Linked DNA regions of Mus musculus: region 1 is linked to region 2. Evidence: chromatin contacts called from ENCODE Hi-C or POLR2A ChIA-PET data. All regions are on one chromosome and are shown on one strand. The core of a region is the stretch at or near the end of the contact, and the rest is flanking DNA. Distances in the headings are between cores, read along the strand shown. Region 1 holds the start of Wnt7b (wingless-type MMTV integration site family, member 7B). Region 2 has its middle 20 kb from the start of 7530416G11Rik.

Region 1 (2,700 bases), core at 182-2,681, 58 kb before region 2:
CACGGGATGGCAGCATCCACCTGCCAAGCTACCAGGCTGTTCTGCTTGCTCCCAGCCACCTGGCCCAGCTCAGCTCCCTGCCTACCAAGTTGTGCGACATCCAGAGTTCTTGGTTTCAGGGGACAGTGGTGTGGGACTGCAACTACCGTTTGACATCTGTGCCTTAGTTTCCCTGCTTGTGATGTCCAAATTCTCCTTTCTAAAGAGTCCTCCAACTCAAAACGATCTGCACAGCTGCACCTGCCGGCTTCTGGACCTGGGGTTCAGGAGCGACTCTCTCTCTCCCGGGTCGGGTCGTGGCAAAAGTTCAGAGGATTTGGAGAGATTAAGAGGGGATTAGGGGCAGGGACGGTAGCTTTTGAGCTCGAGGTTCCGGGCTGAGGACAGCGCCCCCTCATACCCCTCCTCATTTCCACACCAGGCAATTGGGTGTTGGCCAGTTTAAAGACGAGCGCCCTCCGAGTTCATCCCCTTGTCATAAGGGCGCCATTTGATGCTGCTGTCCGGGGCTGTAGACGCTTGAAAACCTGGCACACACCCCCCACCCACCCACCATGTGTCTGGTTACTAGCTGGTCCGCTGTGCTAAGACAGACCTAGCTGTGACAGGCAGTGTCCCTGTCACCCATTTATCCAGGATAGGATCAAGCGAGACACACCACAGGATGTGCCAGGCACCTAGGCCAGTCTGACTTCCCACTTTAGCGGTTCAACAAGAATCAGATCTGACACCCGCCCGCATCGGACAGGCCTGCAGAGTGAGACAGAATCCTCAGACTGGGACTCTCCAAGGATGCCTTTCTGAGTCTCTCTGTCATGGTGCCACTTTTAATGCTGGGCAGGCTGGTGTGTCTACCAGTCTCAAGTCCCACGCTCTGCTTGCGCTCTGCAGTGCCGGGCACTGGAACGAGTTTTCCCCGAGTTTGTTGGGCAGGTAACAATGCCTGATCCGGAGTTGTGGCCCTGGAAGCACCCACGTAGGTAACGTCTAGGGGAAAGATGTCTGCACATAGAAAGGAGATGGTGGTGGGTGGTCTCTCTCTCTTTAACTAGAAACTGGAAACCAAGTGACCACCAAGCCCTGAGCGGGTAGTTTCTTAGCCCCCGCCCCTACCCCCACCTTCACTGTCTCTGAGGAGCGCAGGTGTCTCTTTGGAGCCGCACCCTCTCCCCTCCCTCCCCTCTTCCCACGCAGTCCTGGGAGGGCGATCGGAAGGGAGCTGGCCTGGGGAGGGGGGGCGAGGGGTTAGATGCGTTCGTGTGTCACGGGGGAGGGAGGAGAAAAGGGAGGGGAGAGCCAGGGAGCGCGCGCGAGAGAGCGCGCTGCGAGCGAGGAGGGCGGGCGGGAGGCGGATCCTCCTACCTGGGGCGCGCTCGCCTGCTCGCGGCTCGCTTGCCGGGGCCGCGAGTCACCTGGGGAGGCGGACAAGTGCGGACACATTGGCCGCCCCGGCGCACCGCGAGGCGCGCACGGCCCCAGGCGGCTAAGCCCAGTGGAGGCAGCGCCCGCCCGCTGCTCCTGGCCCCGGCCTGCGCTCGCAGAGTCCCACGGTCACTCCGCTGGGCTCCGAGGTCGCGGTTCCCCGCCCGGGTCACTCCCCCGGGCGCACGCGGCGGCTGCGGCGCCCTGGGCTCACCATGGTGGCAACGCGTGCCGGGTGCCCACGCGTCGCCCGCCTCCCGAGCCGAAGCGCCGGCTGAGCGTGGTCCTACCGCAGCTCCCTGGCTCCTGCCCGGCCCCTGCCCACCCGCGCGTCCCCTCCGGCCGCAGCTGTCTATGGCGCAGCCCCCCTCCCTGGATCATGCACAGAAACTTTCGAAAGTGGATCTTTTACGTGTTTCTCTGCTTTGGCGTCCTCTACGTGAAGCTCGGGTGAGTATTTCTCTGGGCGGGGGGCTGCAGACGGGGAGCCGGCAGCCACCAGAGCCTCCTCCAGCGGACCTGGGGATAGGAGTTGGTGGGGGAGGGCGTTTCTTGAAGTGGCCAGGCTGGCTGGTATCTCCGGCCCTCAACCCAGCCTCGTTGAGACTCAACCGAGCCCCCCCGGAGCCAGAGATCCTCCGGAGGGGCGCGGAGCCAATACGCAGCAGGGACAGCGCGGTCCGCGGACGGCCGCAGCGGGGCTCGCGGGTAGCGGCGAGCGTGCCGGGCGCGTACTTTCACCTGTTTGGGCTCCAGGCCCCGGGGGTGGGACGCGCCTTCCCTCCCCCGGGCTGCGCTGGGCGCCGAGCCCGGGCCGAGCGCTAGCCGCCGGGAGGGCGCGCCGGGCCGGGGGGGGGGTGCGTGGGGCATCCCCGGCGGGGGAGATCGGGGCGCGCACTCGCCGCGAGCGCGCAGGCCTTGCACCCGCCGCGGCCCTTCGTCTCTATCCATCACCCGGACATGTTGAAATTACCTTGACAACTCGTCCGGCTGGCTCGGGATGGGCCGTGGGGCTGGCGCAGCAGCCTCGGGCTCCGTCCCGGGCCCGCGCCCCCGCCCGCCCGGGGCCTTGCGCCCGGCCCCCTCTCACCGAGCTCCCCCTGGCGCGGCCGGCCGGGCGGGCTCCAGGCGGGCCGCGCTCGCTGCTCGCCGCCGTAGCTGCTCCGAGTCGTATTTCCACATTCCTGAACCCAGCCGAGTCCTTACCTGTTGAGCCGCGATCTCCTTTAGACGGAATCTGTCTCGGCCTCCCCGGATTGGGGGTGGAGGGGCAGTGTG
Region 2 (2,700 bases), core at 11-2,510:
AGGTTAATTGGTTGACGTTCCTGCCCGCCAGGCCAGACACCGGGCTTTCCAGAGCCTCCTGCCGTTCGCTGACCCCAAGGCCACACCTGCCTTGCTGTCCAGCGTGGGAACCCAGCGGGGCTTCGGTCATCCTCTGCTTGGGCCCCTGCCCCACCAGGCCCTCTGCTAAGCCTCCAGCCCCTCCATCGGCTGGGGAGCCCTGGCACTCCCCACACTCCACACCCCTCCCAGGACAGGAGTAACAGCATTGTCCCAAGGAGGCACACAGTCCTAGGCTGGCACTCTGTCACCCCTGTCTTCTGGCAGAACAGAAGCCCCTCCCCTGTCTCCCACCGCAGGCACATGGGTTGGCTGACACTGAGTTGAGGGTCAAGAGTTGCCTCCCTCATGGTTACTGGGTGCTGCAAGCTGCCATTGCGTCTTGCTAACTGGAGAGACTGAAGGATATAGGTGGAGAAGAGGGAAGGAGACAGGAAGAAAGGATGGAGAAGAACTGGTGACTAGCGCAATGATGGTATAGAGGGCATGACCCTAATGGTGGATGGTCAAGGGCTCGTAAGACCTCTGGCCCCATTCCCACCCTTGTTAGCAGTCATTTGTTTTCCTGCCCCATGCGAGGCCTGGCTGTGGCCTTCAGAAGACCCCAAACCACACCAACGCTCTTCTTCCAGCTTTCCTTCCTGACCACACCATAGTCAGTTAGAGGTGTAGTGCTGGCCTTTGGATTGATCTCAGGATGCCACTGGAGAGAGACGCGGTCAGGGGCTGGCTGGAGGGAATCCAAGATGTGTGTGGTTCAGCCCAGGTGTCCTGGAATGGACACTTCCTCCTGCCCGCCAGGCATAGGCAAGCTGGTGGGGCTCAGAGAGGCATGGGCCTGGCCCAAGGTCTCTGAGGGGTTCCTGGGGCAGCTCTGGGCCCTGAGCGCTGCCCCCACCCAGGGCAGGCTGTGAGTCAGCCCACAGCTGGGCTCAGCAGAGGCCACACTGTGGTGGGGTTTCCAGTCTCAGAAGCAGGACAGCTGTTTATTTTTCTTGCAGTAAAGGAGAGGGCAGGGGTGGGGTGGAGGAGCTGACCCTGCTGGTTCTCACACTGGCCCAGGATCCCTGGAAGGCCCTGGAAGGAAAGGGACCTTAGGAGCAGACTCTGCAGCAGGGGGGCCTCCGGGCCTCCCTGCCACACTCCTGGGGCAGCCAGCCAAAGCCGGTGCCGCAGGCCAGTTCCTGGAGCGGGATGCTGGGGTTTCCGAGGTCGGGAAAGTACTGGCAAAGCTCTTTTCATGATGTCACCGGCTCTGCCCTGGCCTGGCCCAGCCCCAGCCCTGTCACCATCAGGGAGGGTTAGAGCATGCCCCGGGGAGCTCAAAGCTGCCCGGAAGAAGTGTTTACGGAGGATTCAGGTATCTGCCCCTGACCCCCCTAGCGGCTGAGCCCATTAACTTTGTGTATGGCAGGGACTACATCTCGCTGGTTTCTGGGCAGGGCTTGAGACTGTGTGGAGGGGGTGTTTCTTGAATCAGAAGGCAACCTTCCAAAGACACTGTGATCCATCCTTGGAGGGCTGCTGACCCCTCCCCCCAGACAGATTCAGGACCCAGCTTGTAAATGAGGCCAGAGTCGGACCTCAGCAGTGGGGGACAAAGTCCTCTCCATTGAGAAATACACAGACACGGCGAGCACAAGATGAGCCATCCTCTCCTGTCGGAGATCTCCAGTTTCCTTCCACCAACCTATTTTTTCTGGAGGTTTCTAACGACATGGAACCCACAGGGGAAGTCTAGCAGAAATGAACAACCCAACGAGACTTCAAAACTGTATCGTCTGTGTTACCACCCACCCAGAAGGGGAATGGCACCCAAAGCCTGTACATGTCCTGGCCACTGATCCCTTGAGGCTACACCCCTGACAAGAAAGATCTGCCCTCTGCTGCTGCCTGTCAGTGTCGCTCACCGGGTGCTTCCCTGTGTGGACCAATCTCAGGCTTTTTTTTTTTTTTTTTTTTTTTTTTACTTTTTAAAACCAATCTCTCTCTCTCTCTCTCCTCTCATTTATTTTTATTTTTATGAGTACATTGCCATTGTCTCCTGCCATACCAGAAGAGGGCATCGGATCCCACTACAGATGGTTGTGAGCCTCCATGTGGTTGCTGGGAATTGAACCGAGGACCTCTGGAAGAGCAGTCAGTGCTCTTAACCACCGAGCCACCTCTCCAGCCTCCAACTTCTCTTTAGAGTAATTTTGGGTTTACTGAAAAGAAAGTGCAGAGTCTCAGAATACCCCCAGCCTCTCTCCCCCGCCCCCTTCCCCTGTTCTTAATGTCTTCTGCTCCAGTCTTTCTAGCAAGTCTGTTTTTTGTTTGTTTGTTTGTTTGTTTGTTTGTTTTTTGAGACAGGGTTCCTCTATGGAACCCCAGCATCTCCCCAGTGCTGGGATTAAAGGCATGCACTAACACCACTGCCACTGGCTTCCAGCAAATCTTATGAGACACTTATGCTAACGATGAGAAATAGCCAACATCATTTTTTGAAAACTATAGTTGGAGGGACTCTACCTACAGCTCCCTGCATCCTTGAACTCCCCAACATCCTTTCTAGGCTCCAGGGCTTCAGGGGTCCTCTGCCTCCGGGCAGTAAGGTCAGGTGGAAAGGACCGATCTCCTCCTCCTCTTGGAATGAGCCAGGGTCAGGGGAGTGCATGTCCC

What was found. Hi-C counts contacts between places; a loop is a spot of excess contacts on that map. ChIA-PET counts read pairs that join two places held with the same protein, here RNA polymerase II (POLR2A).
Region 1: a loop to region 2 is called in a map of mouse trophoblast stem cell, with 2.6 times the contacts of the local background. The contact joins the promoter of Wnt7b here to the enhancer-like site in region 2. A Hi-C loop is called at or near these places in 3 of 37 maps with a recorded cell type or tissue (Patski and mouse trophoblast stem cell). POLR2A ChIA-PET finds 5 or more read pairs at or near these places in 1 of 5 experiments (Patski).

Annotation. Positions count from the first base shown.
Region 1 is chr15:85,580,552-85,583,251 of GRCm38, reverse strand. Wnt7b (wingless-type MMTV integration site family, member 7B) reads left to right here and starts at 1,431. Exons shown (of 4, transcript NM_009528.3): 1 at 1,431-1,872. The coding sequence starts at 1,802. It overlaps AU022754 (expressed sequence AU022754), which reads right to left and starts at 2,110. Exons shown (of 5, transcript NR_040433.1): 1 at 1,835-2,110; 2 at 1-1,002.
Region 2 is chr15:85,522,138-85,524,837 of GRCm38, reverse strand. No RefSeq gene overlaps it. Among named protein-coding and RNA genes, the nearest start is that of 7530416G11Rik, 20 kb to the right of the region's middle. Within about 2 kb of position 1,260, at least 2 of the 3 ENCODE cell types and tissues checked have a DNase peak (open chromatin) inside an H3K27ac peak, as active enhancers do.